2 separate regions of the Homo sapiens genome follow, and region 1 is linked to region 2. The links are chromatin loops, found by intact Hi-C in ENCODE. Cell type or tissue: heart right ventricle. All regions are shown on one strand. Each heading gives the region's core, and the rest is flanking DNA. Links, peaks and the distances in the headings are about the cores only.

Region 1 (8,341 bases), core at 130-8,129, 120 kb before region 2:
TTATAAATAAGCAAACCTGAAACAACGTTTCATGAAATCACCGCCCTTGAGACACAGAAGAACAGCTTGGCACATTTGCCCACCCTCCACCGCCCTGGCCGCATTTTTCAGAACTCAAGACTCAGAATTTCTTTGGGGAGCTTCTCTGATTTTTCACATTCCCTGTAAGAATATACTTGGATGATATTCTTGGATATGAGCTTGGTTTCTCTTCAATGGAAATTCAATGCCCGCTTTTTTCATCCTGATCATTCACAAGAATAATGAGTATATGAGGGAGAACAGAGAGACTCTTTCTTATTTAAAGTCTCAACCTGTTTGGTGTACATCTCTCTAGCAGAATCTCTGGAATGTGGAACCTCCTGGTCCATGCAGATCAAATGTCGTTACCAGTTTAAAAACAAATTAGTCCATAATAACTCTTCTGAACCTGCCCTCAAGCAGCCCAAGCCCCTCAAACTAAGAAAGCCAGTGACAAGCACTACGTTTCGGGCAGTCGCTCCATTGTCCTCCCCAGAGGAGCTCCACCAACACTGACAGCTCAGGGCTAACTTATTCTCCAGGAATTATCCCAATTGCCTGCAATGCAACACAGCTGCCTCTGCAGGAGACCCTTTCCCTTTCCACAGGGACAGCCTCCATCCTGTGCAAAGAGCGGAAAGGTCTGGCCTCCTGGCCTCCAGATAGAACAACACTGAGTTCAGAACTCCCTGTGGGATCTGTGAGGCTTTTGCATTAACTACATTTCACTTAAACTCTTTCATTTGTTCAATTGTCCTCATTTCACTCCTCCATAGAGGCACGCTGCCATCAACTCCCTGACTCAGATTTCTATCTGTATCTGCTGCCTGAGGAACCTGACTTAGAGCAGCAGGTGCCAGGCCTGGTCTCAGGAATTTGACTCTAAAATGGAATTCTGGAACTGGGCAGCCTTTCGGCCGACAGGCAGTGAAGACCCCGTCACTAGGAGCCAGGGACAGAAGCATGAAGAGCCCCAGCATGCTGCACTGCAATTGTCCGTTTCACAGTCACGAACTAGGAAGGGACACTCAGCAGGGCATGCACAGGGCGCGAGGCCCCACACATTTGAGAAATTCAAGGGATAGGATAATTCTGAGGACGTGAAACTCCAATGACCATTGCTGAATGTTATTGATACTTTGGGGCAGAAAATTTGAGATTTAGGTCCAGAAGTTCATTGTCAGTGTGGCAGAGCTCCAGTGGAAGTAGAATCTCCACTTCAGCAAAGTTACTACCACGCCAAGATTAGATCCCTATTTGGGAAGTTGGGTGCTGAGATTTGGGGCTGGAGCACAGACATCAGTGCTTCTGAAAATTTCACGCCCCTTCATCTGTCCAAACCTATGGGTGAGCAGAAGTAACCCACTCCTCTCTGCTAAGATCTGGTGACCACTGCCTTACAAGAGAATGAGAGCCAGAACCACTTCCTCCCTATCCCTCACCCCTACTTAAGACCTATCCCACCAGCTCTCCTAGCTACCAGGTCAACACTTACGTCTCAGCACAATATGGCTGGGAACATGTTGGGCCTGCTGAAAAGGAGAAGGACTGTTCCCCAAAAGAGCTGCAAGCCCTTACCAACATGTATCAGCAGGAGCTGGGAGAGTGGAGCCTGAAGGCCTGGGATCAAGGTCAAGGTGAGACATAGGAGGACAAGGGCAAAATCTCCTGTGATCAAGGGTTGAGCATGCAGGCTAGGGCCATGGGGGAGGATGCTAACACACTGTGGAGGCACTGGGAAGCCAGGAGAAAGCACCAGCCTATACTAAGTGAGGCAGAAATCTCAGAACATCTCAGACATGAAAAAAGAAATCAAAAGTCTCAGAGAAATGGGGTTGCTGGCACTAATGTGTTATAGAAGACCACTTGATTTTAACAGGGAGGAGTGGAATACCAGCCAATTAAGCATCACAAGAGAGCATGGAGGCTGTTTTCCAAAGCAAGAAGGAATGTCCTGTTGAATAGAGCATCAGTTTCACGGGAAAACTCAGTGCGGCTGCTTTCTACAAGTCAAGACCGACAGTAGGAATGCTGATACAGAACTGTGTCCCCTGATATCCATAACACAATAGGATTCCCCAAAATCAAAAGCCAGGTGGCAATGCTTGATCATTAAAAGGAAGGTGGGTGCAATGATTGTAATGATTGGCAGGGTGGTATCCAGGGACCCTGGCCCACAGTTAGCTGTGGAGATGCTGAACCTGACATTCCCGAGGGCAAGAGAGATGGGCAGCCAGTGAGTCAGCAGGCAAAGAGATGGAGTTAGTTTATGTGGTACTGTATTGTTCAAGAGGAGGAGAAAAGCACTTGTTAATATAGATCAATTAAGTAGTAGTGTTACAATTCTTAGGGTAGCCACTAAATGAATGCAAGAAAGAAGGGGAAAAGAAGCATAGATAGATAGAAAGCACAAAATAATATAAATATATCTGTAATTTCATTTAATATAAATGAACTAAATGACCCAGCAGAAAGCTAAAAAATGCCACAGAGTGAAAAAAACAAAATCCAAATATAATCTATACATATAAATCATATCTTAAACAAAATGTATAGAACTGTCAAAAGTAAAAAGAAAGAAAAGCACAGACCATGCAACCATCAACCAAAAGAAACCTAGTATATTAGATATAATACATTTTGAGCAAAACTCACTCATAAAGAGGATCAAATCACAACAATGGAACATTAAAGTCACCCAGAAGATAAAAAGCTATTCTAAATTTATATGCAGTCAATAATATAGTCACAAAATACGTAAGACAAAAATTGCTACCACTACAAGGAAAAATAGAAAAATTCACCATCATATTAAAACTTTTGGCACAACTCTCTCATTACTGATTGATTCAAGCAGACCAAAACAACAACAACAACAAACAAACAAAGTGGAATATAGAGATTTAAAGAACTTGATTAATAAACTTGACTTATAAGTACATAGAATGTTATCTCCCAAACTACAGAATACAGGGACTTTTAAAGCACACCAAAGACAGTAACAAAAATTAACTATATACTGGATCATAAACAAATAATGACCAGTTTTTAAAAGAGTGAATTTATAGTGAGTGTGCCCTCTGATGGCAATGCAATTATGATAGAAGTCAAAATGAACAAAGAAAAGATAATTATAAAATACATATATGTTTAGAAATTAAGAATTCCATTTATAAATAATCCGTGAGCCTATGGAGAAATCATAACTCATAACGGAAATTAGAAAATATTTTTAAATGAAATGTTAAAAAATACATTTTAGAATTTGTGGGATCTTTTTCTAAATACATATGTTTAAAAAGAAAAATATCATAGGTTAGCTCCCACTTATAAGTGAGAACATATAATGTTTTGTTTTCCTTTCCTGAGTTACTTCACTCAGAATAATGGCCTCCAATTCCATCCAGGTTGCTGCAAATGGCATTATTTCATTCCTTTGTATGGCTGAGTAGTGTTCCATGATGTGTACACACACACACACACACACACATGCATATATATATATCATATATGATATATACCTTATATATAATATATGTAATATATCATATATGATATATATGTAATATAAATATATATGTATGTAATCTATATCATATATGATATATATAAAAATATCTCTCTATATAATATACATTATACATTATATATACATATAAACATATATGATATAAAATATAGCTTAGCCCTCACTTATAAGTATAGATCATATATATCATATATCATATATATCATATAAATCATATATCATTTATAGATTATAAATATATATAATATATCATATATATTTATATATGATATATATATATATCACAACTTTTTTATCCACTCATTGATTGATGGGCATTTGGGATGGTTTTATATTTTTGCAATTGTGATTTGTGCTGCTGTAAACATGCATGTGTCTTTTTTGTATAATGACTTCTTTTCTTCTGGGTAGAAAGTAATGGGATTGCTGGATCAAACAGTAGACCTACTTTTAGTTCTTTAAGTAATCTCCACACTGCTTTTCATAGTGTTTGTACTAGTTTACAATCCCACCAGCAGTGTAAAAGTGTTCCCTTTTCACCACATCCATGCCAACAGAAAACCATTTCTTAAACAACCCCTACATTATAGGGAAAAAATGGGTTATATTAAATTTAGGAGCTAGCCATGCCTTTGTCCCAGCTCTAACACAGCTCCTTCTAGAAGCTTCCTCTGACTCCTCTGAGCATCTTAATGCTTGCTGTTTTGATCCCAGATCCTAATACCACCCTTATAACGTTGTACCGTTGTCTTATAATTTTCACACCTGTCAATTACACTGAACTTTGAGTTTCCTCATAGCAGAAACTCTGTCTTATTGGTCTTTATCCTCTGAAACTTAGCAAACTGCCTGCCACCTGGAGGATGCACAATAAATGGATGATGAGTTGTTAAATGCAAGAGTGCACCTACTGATGACGTTGCATTTATCTGCTCATCTTACAGGGCATTACTAAGAGTTTAAGATAGTCTTTCCTGCACTTGTAATGAGAAGCTCTCCTTTCAGACTCCCTTCTACATGATGCGAAAGGCAGAATGTGTACAAAAATCCAGAGCAAAGTTTGCTAACAGAGTCCACTGCTGTTCACCAAGTCTTTGTGTTGGAATGCTTCTAGTGAAAACACAAATGTAGTTTATAGAAAAATGTGCCTTTATGTTGAAATCCTCCAGGTTTTCGTGGAAGTGGTTCGGCTGGGCACACAGCATGCACTGAAATCTCCTGTGAACTGCTTGAGCACTACTGGATTGTTGCATTTAATTGGGCAACAGCTGGTGATAATTTTCTGTGTATGGAGTGAGGGATTTAGTGACTGATTCACTCTTTGCATTGTGTTTCATTATCTTCATTTTTGTCCTTTCAGCTTTTGTAATGGGCTATAAAGGAGTGTGAGGCAGAGAGGAACTGAGAACCTGACATGAAGCAGAGTCCTGAGATTTGCAAGCTGGGCACCATGCGCTGTTTCTTCAGGAAAAGCTTTTGTTAGCAAGTGCACAGACTCCCAATGCTTGCCTTAAAGAAACGTCTGAGATTCACTTAATTCAATGCCATCCTTCTCAGCTGGTGAAACAGAGGCGCAGAGAGGCAAAGAGGCCTACCTGTGATCACCCAGCAAGCCAGTTGCTGAGCAAGCCAGTTGCTGAGCAAGGATTCAGGTCTAAGCCTACCTCCAGCTCTGTGTTCTTTCCCCGGTACTATAGTCTCTCCCTCCACCCCCTTCAACTGTCTTTCTCAAACATTACTCCCACCCACTCCATCCTTGATCAAGCTATGAGAAGGTCTGAGAAAAGGGCAGAGCTGTGACCTGCGATGTTTGACCTTTGAAGTCCTCTAGCTCTTCTTGAGTGACTTCAGTAGAAGTCTGAAAACAAAACAGAACACCAAAATCCCTAAGCGCAGTAGGAATCCTCTCCTCCTGAGAATCAATTAGTGATTGTTGTAAAGCATTACACAAATGTTGTACTATTATTGGACAATCATCTGGCATGTGCTGGCTGAGCATGCTAATAGGAACCTGGATAGTCCTAAGAAACGGCTTGTCAATCTACAAGATACCCAAGAGAAAAGGAAGTTCAAAGTTGAAGTCGTTAGAGAAAGAACAGTAGCTTCTCATCATTAGAGGGTAATGGCACTCAAAGGCTCTGTTATCCTACCCACTAGGCCCCTGGTTCCAGGCAAGTAGGCTTGGCCCTGACCGCCTTACTCTATCCTTTTGTGTTATCTGAAATTCTATGTCACTTCAAGTAATTTATGGAAACTGGCAAGGGATGGATGAATGGATGGATGGATGACAAACAGGCAAAGAGATAGAAAGATAATAAAAACAGATGTTATATAAAAACTGTGAAGAAACAGCTGGTTTCTGCAGGGGACAGGATGCACCCTGCCTCAAGTCTCCTGAGCTGCCACTTGCACCTGGAGTGTTTTTTCTTGGCTCCTGGTGACGGACAGGGAGACAGGGCTTTCCTGCTGTCTTGTCTGCAGACAGTGATGGTGGCAGGAGGTGGATATGACAGGAGACCTTGATTCCCTGCCTTGTCTTCCTCTGCATCTGCCAGGGAGCAGGGAACGGCACATGGACACAAGCGATGGGAGTTTCTTGCCTGTGCGTCCAGCTGTTCAGGCATCAAGGCAAATGTAAATGCACCACAGCAAACATGTCACATGGCAGCTGCCATCCCTCAGTTCGCCCTTGGCCAGTCTCTGAGGAAAGAACACAACCTTGGGCAGAAACAAGGAGAGAGAACAACAAGGAAAGCTCAGGAGGCTGTGTTACCAAAGAGGAGCTGCCAGCCATTGTTCCATGGAGAGTGGCCTCAGTTTGGAATAATGCCAGGGAATGGTTCAGCAGCCTGGATGGAGTGAATGGAAGGAAAATAAATGTACCTTTTGTTGAATGACAGATATGACATGTATGTCATCAGACAAAAGAAAAAGAGCCAGAAATAAGACAAAATGTGGCCAGGAAAAGCTTACTTCTGAGTAATTGATATTTCTTTTATGGACAGTGTGAATCTTCAACTGTAGGCTTTCCCTTTTTGCTTTGGTTGCCAGGGAGCCCATGCTTTAATTTTCAATTCAACTTCACTAAGCAAGTAACACCTTATGGAATAAATTCCTATAACTAACTTTCCCTCTGGTTTTATCATACCATTTTATCTATATTTTCTCACATATTGACTTAAAACATCCATCTACATATTGCTATTTTATTGCATTATAGTCTCACAAGCTGCATCAAAAAATTTTTGGAACAAAGCAAGGCAGGAATATATGCATGTAGGCCAGCAAGATTTGAAAATAAAAAAAAGCATTAATGAGTGTTCTAAATGCAACTGGAACCCAAAAATAGGGCATGAGAAGGAGAGCATGGGGTGCCAAGACACTTTTATCCTCTTCCCAGTTGAGTGACCAGATGCCTGCAGCATTGAACTGATTATCTCATCTCCCCTGAACCCAGTTTCACCAAGGGTAAAAAGGGAAGAGTTGTTTAGATTGTCAATAGGATCCCTACCAAATATAATCATTTATTATTTGAAGTTTGTACAGCTTGTGTTCACCTCCCAGGAAGAGGGTTGGACTTGGGAGAGGAGTTTAGGGCCAAAGCGTGCCACCCTGCAATTGAGACACTGCTTGAGGAAGGAGGCACTGAAGGCTGACTGAGGAGTAAATAGAGGTTCCAAGGACTCTGTTATTTAAATGAGGTAAGAGTTGGCTTGGGAATTGGCAATTGAAAAGTGGAGAGAGAAGAATTTGAATTTCCACTTTGTTGAACTCAAAAGAAGAAAAAGGACTTTGCTAAGGCAGGACATAAAGGGGGCTGAGGGCATGCGGCTCAAACCCCAGGGCTTGGGAGAAGTATGGCTAGAGAGAGGAACCACATTCCTGATGGCTCCTCACAATGGTGACCTTTGAGAAATCCCAAATGGAAGTCAAGGACAGCCGCCATATGTCCTGACAAGCGCAAGATGATTATAGGTTCAGGAATGCAATTTAGAACCAGGCCACAGGGATGGGTGGAGCCTGCCTTGGCGAGAGTGGAGGACTCCAATTGTGTTCCATTAGGGCCGCCCAAATGCATGCCATACATTCACTCATGGCGATGGAGCTCGGTAATGTGTTCAATATTCTCCAACATCGTGGTCACATCAGTGGAGCATACTGGCTCCTATGTGGCTGGAAAATGCCAGAACATGGGCAGAGAAGGCTAACATCTTAACCCTGATTCTTTGTGGAAACATCAAAGATCCATTCTGGATCTTAATAAGTGGAATCCAGTAAAAATTTGGTGAAACCTGATCTTACTGCCTTGTTTGGTCAGAAAATCTGGGATTTCTGCAAATTGGTTGATTAGGACAAATACATACCAACATTTCTGACCTCAGAGCCAATAACCACTCTGTCAATCAAGCAGTAGGTTTGTGTGTGTGTGTGCATGTATGTGTGTGAGGGTGTATGTGTATGTGCATGTGTGTATATGTGTGTGTGTATGTATGTGTGTGCATGTAAGTGCATGTTTGTGTGTACATGTGTGTATGCCCGTGCTGTGTGCCATCTCTGCATTATTGTGCCTTACCCTATAAACACAATATATCATTGTTTCTCTTAAATTGCTTTATCCTATGAGTGGGCCACCCAACCCAATGTCTGTGTGGCCCATGGCGGGGTCTAAAGAAAGAAAGATGAATGTCTGTCTCCTGAGACACATAGATTTTTAGAAAGACAACGTCATGTGCAGATGTTTGAAGCAATAGAAAGAACAGAGATATGGAACAAAACAGAGCTGCCTTCAAT
Region 2 (8,341 bases), core at 310-8,309:
GAAAAAATAATACAGCAAAAGATAGAGGTACATCAGGCAGATCCAAGAAAATTGAGGTTTTCTACATTTAGGTAAAGATGTGAATCCAGATGTGACTTGTTGATCTTCATGAACAAAGCTGGATCCACCACCATCAGCCACATTTAGTGCAGAGTTGGGCAGTTCAGAGACTAGCCATGGCCAAAACTAGACCTTTATTTTTCAGTTAATACAAAATGGGAGGAAAGAACTAGGAGAGAGGGACTCTAAAATTTTTCTTTTACCACTAGGCCATGCTAAAACACGATTAGCAAAGTAATAAATCACGAGCCAACAACCCAGATAATTCAGGATTTATTAAAACAAGTGAAGCCAGGCACGGTGGCTTTGGCTTATAATCTCAGCACATTGTGAGACCAAGGCAGGAGGATTGCTTGAGGCCAGGAGTCCAAGACCAGCCTGGACAAAATAGCAAGACCCCATCTCTACAACTTTTTTTTTAAAATTAGCCAAGCATGGTGCTGCAGCCCATAGTCCCAGCTACTTGGGAGACTGAGGCAGGAAGATCACTTGAGCCAGGAGTTCAAGACGGTCATGAGCTATGATTGTACTACTGCACTGCAGCCTGGGCAACAGAGTGAGATCCTGTCTCAAAAAGAAACAAAAAAAATGAGCCTAAACATCTGGATGTGGATAAGTAAATGTAAGGTGTTCTCCATGTTTCCATTAGCTGAATATCCTTCCAATTTGTCACTTTGAAGATGACAGTCCATCTGGAATATTAGAGGAAAGGCTGGATGCCCCGTTGATCTACTGATTGCTCCTCAACCCGTATTTCTACTGGTGATTTTCTCTATGTCCATATGCAGGTGAGCTTCTACTGATCTGGAAATGCCATGTCCTTCACTGACACACTGGACAAGAAGACCATCAGTCATATGCACTTGACTTCTCAGAAAACATGAGGGCTGCCTCCTGATTGCAGCCAGCAGAAAGTGGTAGAAAGAAGAAGACTTTGAAATGAGACAGACATGAGGTCAAATCTGGGCTCCCCCAGTTACTGCCATGTAACCTTGGACCAGTTACTTAAGCTGTTTAATTCTCATCTGGCAAATGAACCTAATAAGAAGTATCTCCTAGGGTGGGTAGAATTCATGGTTTAACGTTTGTAAAATGTTGAAAGAGCACTTTTAGTAGGACTTAGTTTCGAATACATAATTTTACTGTTCTGTGTTGCTAGTTCAATAAGCACTGTGCACGCCCCTCTCAGCCCCAGCTTACCCATGGCAGACGTCCTAATCCATCCCTGCACACCTTCCCACTGAGTGAGGTCTCAGCCTAAGGACCCTTTTCATCGAAGCCCTCCATACACCCACTACCAAGTGATCCGACTCATCACACCAAGCTAAATCTATTTGTTATCTTGACCCTGCCTGATTCAGACCCTCCTGTTAGCAGACAGGAGGCAGTTAGTGGCATCTGTTGAATGCCTCCTACGTATCTCGTGCCCATGACAAGTGCTTTCCATTTGACTGGGCTACTTTTCTCTTCTATTGGTAAGAGGCGAAAGGCACCTGAATTCCTGAGCTCTTCAACTGAATGCTGTTTCTCGTTGACATTTCTTCAGGTTTATTTCCTTATGTAAGAGCCTTGACTTGGGCATGAAACCTGCTAGCAGGCCTGAAGAAGGCACAGAGACGTGCTAAGAATCTGCATGATCAATGTGAGTCCTCACAGCTAAAGGGACCAAGCCATACACTTCCATGCAAAAAGTATTTAAATTTGGGTACTGAATTATTTTCTAAAGTAATACATGCCTTAGCTAAAAATATATGGCTATATTTCTTTGAGATACAGTGTAGAACTCTACTTCCACATAGAAAAGAAAAATCTACAATCATAAAATATGACTTCACCTTTCCTTTTCTCTGTAAGGTGAAAGCTGGCAGCATTCAGAAGTCTGTGGCTTGACAGGGTGAATGGAAGTCTCAGGTCATTCTGCAGCCCAGTCCCCTGACATCTACCCTCCACAAGCACAGAAGCCGCACAGGCTGGAGAGACTCCTGGCAGACCAGCGTTCATGAGACCCCTCTCTGTCTCTCCACAGAGACTAAACAGAGAAGCCAGCAGACCACTCCAGCAGGAGACCACATTGCACAGTCAGCTCCTTGGGCTTTGTTTATCTAAAGAGAAGGAAGCTGATCAGTAAAGAGGAAGAGCACACACCGAAGCTCCTAGTGCTGGTGATGAATCCAGACCCCACGCAGAAACCGCTGAGTGTGCAATGTGCCTCTGTTTCCTGCTGCATAAGAAGGGATGATGATAGTACTGACTTCATGGATTTGTTGGGAGAATTTAAGGAGATGAAACCTGCGAGGCACCTAGGACAGCACCTGACACTTAGGTTTACTCCAGTAATATGGGCGCACCTTACAACTATGGCCTTCGCCATTCCAGGGGCCTGCATCAGGAGCCACACTCCAGCACCCACCCCCACAGGTGAGGGGACTCCGCCCAAATGCTCACCACTCACTTCAGAAGCAAACTCAGGAAGAAATCCAAACCCCACCCACAACCGTGGTGATTTTTAAAGGTTCCATACCTTGTTTGAAAAGCTAATATTGTTTTATGAGAATAAAAATGATTAATGTTGGAGAATGGATAAAAATAATAACTCCTATGATGGTGAAATTTGAAAACACCTATGTCTATGTACTTAAGAAAAGCATTTATAGTACAATTAAAATATATTCAATATATGTATTTGTATATATCGTTAAATAGAATTTATAAGAAGCCATTGGTTTGGACTAAGATCCTGCACTAGGCCCAACAGAATAAACCAAAATGGAGATACTGCTAGTCAAGTTCCATGCCACCAAGCTGAAACTAAGCAGTTGATCTGACCTCCTGAGAAATCAGGAGAGAGAGAAAGATAATAGCCAAATCCGCAAACAGGCCAGTTTCAGCTGGCGGGGTGAGGAAGTCCCCCTGTTTCAACCCTGCAAAGAACATCTCTGCTTTTGATTGGCTATGCCTGACTTCTTCAGCCCTTTCCTGTCTATAAAACCAACCTCCCCAGCTCAGCTCATCAGAACACTCACTCTACTTTATAGAATGAGATGGTATCCAATTCTAGAATCACAAATAAGAGCCAATCCAGATCTTTAAACTAAATCTGTCACGATTTTGTCTTTTGACAGCAACACACACACACACACACACACACACAATATCTTCACATTCACACACACATACACGCACACACACAATGTCTTCACATTCACACACACACACACGCACACACACAAAGTCTTCACATTCTCAACCTTGGGTCCTCTCGTGCTTTCTATTGTCTTTTGCATTGGGGGAAGGTTTTCAATAACGTCAAATTTTATAACTTAAAATAAAAAAGTTTCTCCAAGGTTAGGCAAACACATTGCTATTTGGTTATGAACTTTGGTTGTTTCTCCCTGAAAAAATTTCCAGTCTTGCTCAATTTCCAAAAAAAAGAGTTTGGACTCTTACCTAAGCCATGTTTGTCCAAAGAGGTCAGTATCAAGCCTACATGACTTTTTGATCCAGAAAATAGTAGTCATGTTTTGGTCATTCTGAGATAGTCATGGAAAATTACAACACAGATGTTCATACGGGATCTTCCTTCTATTGCCCAGTGCCCCGTGAAGCCCTTGAACAAAACCAGAAGAAAGTGAAAAATAAACAGCCTTATACGGTAAATGAAAAAATAAGGTAACTTTGTGGTAGTGTCGCTAGGCTGAGGGCAGAGAGGGGAGGAGAGCAGTGAGCAGGGGCCTGAAGCCCACAGGCCTGGCCAGAGCACAGCAGAGGAGAATGTAGCCAAGTGTGTACAAGCAGATTCCAGCCAGGCTGCAGTGAGTGTGCGAGCTGGCTCAGCCATTGACTAGCTGTGGGCTGGGAGAAAATTTCTTCACTCCTTTCTGCCTCAGTCCCTTCATCTGTAAAGTAGGAATAAAAATAGTAACACTCGTATAGTGTTGCTGTTAAATACTTCATCTATATCAAGAGCTTAGAACAGTGCCTGGCACAAAATGTGTTTCATACATTTTGCAAATAAAATAAAATAAAAGGGCTCAAAGGAATTGTTTCCAACACTTTTGATGTTAAGATGCAAAAGCTAATATAGTATAATGGTGGTTGCTAGGGTCTGGGGAGAGGAGGAAATGGAGAGTGGCTACTTAGTGGGTACACGGTTTCCTTTTGGGGTGATGAAAATCTCTTGGAACTAGAGACAGCTGGTGGTTGCATAACATTGTGAATGCATTAGATGCCACTGAATTATATGTTTTAAAATGGTTAATGCACATTTTAAAATGGTTAATGACTAATTTTAAGTTATGTGAATTTTGCCTTAATTTTTTGAAAGACAGAGAAAGAAGAAAGAGAAAGAGATGGAGGGAGGGAGAGAGGGAAGAAAGCTATCACTAGTGGTGGGCTTAAATGGCCCTAGAAAATCACGGCTTTTGAGAGGAATCCCAACCCTCAAGGTTGACCTCAACTGGCTCTCGGGTCAAGGCCATGGCCATCTTTTTTGTTCTTATCACATTCATTGATTCTAATTGAGCCTATAGGTATATATTGAGGACTCTCTATGCATCCATTCCTAGCCTACAAGGACTTAGAATGTGAAAATAAATTAAAGTGATTATTAGCCAGTTTGGGAGTGAGGAGGAGCTATGTAGAAAAGTATCATATCTATCAAAAGATATCTATCATACAGTGTAGGGAAGGTCATGATTGAGCTGCCACAGGCTACAATGGAGGTTACACCCAACTCTAAGACAAGGAATCAGGAAAGACAGGTCCTAATAAGTCTTGAGATTTGGTAGAAAGACATGAGACTGAAAAGGTATTTCCTAAAGGGATTTCCAATAGACATGATCACCAAAATTATGTAAATTGAAAAAGATGCCTTTTAGAATATTTAAATTATTTTATCATTGCTGAATTATATTCCACTTTTAAATGGGCTTAAGCCATTCATGGAAAAAGAAAACTAGAGCATGAAAAAGATCAGAAAGAGGGAGGAAGGGGAAAGAAGAGAAGGAAAAAGAATAATTTAATGACTTTGCTCTAATACCATGCACGGAAGGGTCACCAAGCAAAGAAATACGGGAATGACTCTGTTATAAACATAAATGAGATAAACAGTGATAGAAAACTCAACTTTAAGAATTTAACCAAGTAGTATCTCCAAGTTAGTTAATGGCAAAGACATTAAGATTTCATGTGTGTGTCAATGAATTTGACTTTGACTCACATAATGATGTCCCTCCAAAATGTGTTTTCTTCTCCTTCCATTTTACAACTGTGTAAGTTCTAGAAAGTATTTTTCCCAAAGCAACAAAGCCAGCAGGGTAACAGAGAGTCTAGAAATGAAGCCACAACAAGATAATTAGGGGCTCAGTGTGCTAAGGATGAAGAAGAGAATTCCCCGGGAAAGGCATCGTGGCTGTCAACTAATGTCAACCAGAAATACCTGATCCATGCTTCTCTTCAACAGTGAGAACAGATAATAGCATCATCTGCCTCTTGAAGAGCTAAGCTTTATGTTCACCCAAGAGGGATCAAAAAGAGGTCAGGAGACCATTAACCTTAGAAGTGAGCTGTAGGCTGTGAAAAGTTGAACTCCAGTTCTTGCAGTTGTTTTTAACTCTAAACTCTATAAATCTATGATAGTCATTTTAACAGGAAATTGTACAGACTCAAAGTTCACCAGAAATAAAAGTCTAGAGCCAAACCCTGCTTTCAGATGACAGGGCCACTTGCTTCTGTAGGTGAGTCAGGGCAGCCACAGATATCGGCATGGAATCTTCGCTGGGGAGAGGCTGTCTAGGATCAAAGGAAGCGCTTGCTGATACCTTATTAAAACCCTGTGAAGGCTTGGAAACTTTTAAAATATGTTGGGTGGGTTGAGGATCTGTCTTCCCTGCACCTCCAGGTTTCAACTGATCTGTAGTTCAAACTGAAATCTCCCTCCTGTTGTTCTTATAGCTCTTGATAAAAATTCCAACTTCAGTCGAAACACCAGGCAGACTGTACCATGGAAAAAGTTCTCACTTCAGAAGAACAATTGTCTGCTGCAGAAATAAAGTAATGCCATTCCTATGAAATCTATAAACTCAAAACAGGGACACAGAACTAGTGGTTGCCAATAACTTTAACTTCATTTATCTATATTTGGCAAAAATTGTGCTGCAGCTGGAGATGAAATGCTGAGCTAAATAACTGCAGAGACGTGCGCTCCAAAACAGCAATTACTAAGCTGTGCTGCCTTGTGTAAGATTTCACTTTTATTTATTATATTTAAAGCAACTCTCTAACTCTGTACAGTACAGACAGCATTGTCTATTCGAGTGATAGCTGCTCATAACGACATCTCCACCTCGCTATTTGTCCAGGAAGGTGCTTTCAGGGAGGCAAAAGATCTCTCCCATGGCCACGTTAACACAGTTTAGATGGCAGCCTCGCCACCAAATGCACCTCTCTTTTGTCCATAATTGAAAGAAACTATTCTCATGTTCAACTCAAACTTGGCTTATCACATACTGTGCACAACTCTGATGATGGCTTTTTTTTTATCAGTGGAGATATTGATAATTATAATTGGAAGGCTGAGGAAGAGGACTATAAATATCCCATCAGCTGCCACAGAGCTGGGGGGGAGGAGAGGTGGCAACCTATGCCTCTGAAAGAGGCTGATGGAGAAAGATGGATCCTCACAGCCATTGTCTACCCAGCCCACATCTGTTTCTTATAGTGGGTGATGATTTTCATAGAATCATAGAAATTAGAGATGGAAAAGGCTCATTAGGTCATCCAGCACAGCTCTCTGCCAGTGCAGGATGATTCTCTACATGGAAGATGATCTCTTTGTTCTTCTACAAAGCTGTGTTAAGCAATAACTCATGTAACCACCTTCACGTGCATTCATGATATTCAGCTCATCACATGTGACTCAATAAACACCAACTCAGAAAGTAGGATTTAGCCTTTTAGAGTTTTTAGAGGTACATAGTCCAAAACAGTGAGTAAAGGAGAAGGCTCTCTGAACCAAGTTAGGAACACCAGCCAACTGGGATGTGAAGTATTAATCTCATTTCTTCCTTCCATAGGTTGTCATCATCCTATCCCCAGTGATGGAGCCATACTTGGGTCTGAAATATTTTGACACAGATGAAGCAAGTCTTTGCAATTTCCAAAGGAAAGGCTTCTGTGACACACTCTCTTGTTTGAAGGAGTGACAATAACCTGAGAATTGCTGGTAGTATTATTTGTTGTTATTACTGTCATCAAAAGATATTTAATTAGAATCTCTTTTATATGTGACTGATAAAGCCAGTGAAATGGTCACACTGATTCTACAGTAAGCCATTTTTGAGCACCTATTATACACAAAGCACTGTGCAGGAAGGTTGCATAGTAAGTTGAGTGTGACCCAGACTCCAACTCTGAGAAGCTTATAATAGGGTGAAGGAGACAGAGACAGAAAGGCAGGCTCTTAATCCAGGGAACTACAGGAGGTAAGCACAAGGGAGACAGAAGCAGAGGCGGGAGACGTGACTTAGCCTTACCTTCCGAAACTCCACACTGGCATGAGGAATAGTGATATGCACTTGTGGAGGAATGGTCTATAGAATGAGGATAAAGAGGTTAAAGTTTTGCGATATCTTTCAATTAGTGATTCTGTAACCAAAACCCAGAGAAGCAGGTTATGATGGAGTCATCAGCAACACATCCCTTTTTAGCTTAACTTAGGAGTTCTCTTAAATCAGGGTGCTAAGTGGGAACCAAAAAAACCCCAGCTTTGTCTGTCCGAGCTTGCACTGACTGGGCCACGTCGGGTGGGTTGCTTATTCATTTGCCCAACGTATTTTATTCCAGTAATCATTCATGGCAGTCACTCAATGTCTCTGAGCACTAGTTTCTGCAAAACTTTATGTATGACATAAAGTATAACATACTTTATGCCCATAGAAGTATCTACTCTGTTGTGAGGGTAAATTAGACAACATAGCCAACCTGAAAAGTCTAATTCTAATGAATTTGTAATGAAATATTATCCTAAGTGATTATTTCCTAAACCTGTAAATGTAATCAGTTTCTTAATTATCTGTGCATGTTCACACATAGTTAAAGACATTAAGTTGATGTGTTTCTAAATTTCTTTTTTACATCGTTATGCATTTTTTATTCATTCCACAGATGTTTAGTATGCATTTATTGTGTGCTAGAGCCTGGACAAAGGATTATGAATGGTTACAAAGAGTCCCTTGGCTGAGTACTATTTTAAAAGGGTTTAATTTTAGAGGTGTTGCTTATA

What was found. A loop is a pair of places that touch in the nucleus more often than their neighbours do. Peaks named below come from ENCODE experiments on the same cell type or tissue, not always from the same donor. Only the 100,000 strongest peaks of a DNase experiment are listed, where the experiment ranks them.
Region 1: it touches region 2 in a loop (2.0-fold over the local background); 3 of 110 quality-filtered maps call a loop at or near these places.

Annotation. Positions count from the first base shown.
Region 1 is chr2:8,011,586-8,019,926 of GRCh38, forward strand. The region is part of intron 8 of LINC00299 (long intergenic non-protein coding RNA 299); the gene reads right to left. Among named protein-coding and RNA genes, the nearest start is that of LINC00298, 39 kb to the left of the region's middle. In heart right ventricle, for the core only: no CTCF peak of the experiment used is centred there; no DNase peak of the experiment used is centred there.
Region 2 is chr2:8,135,773-8,144,113 of GRCh38, forward strand. The region is part of intron 7 of LINC00299 (long intergenic non-protein coding RNA 299); the gene reads right to left. Among named protein-coding and RNA genes, the nearest start is that of LINC00298, 160 kb to the left of the region's middle. In heart right ventricle, for the core only: no CTCF peak of the experiment used is centred there; a DNase peak (open chromatin) is centred at 3,772; H3K27ac peaks cover 1,589 bases.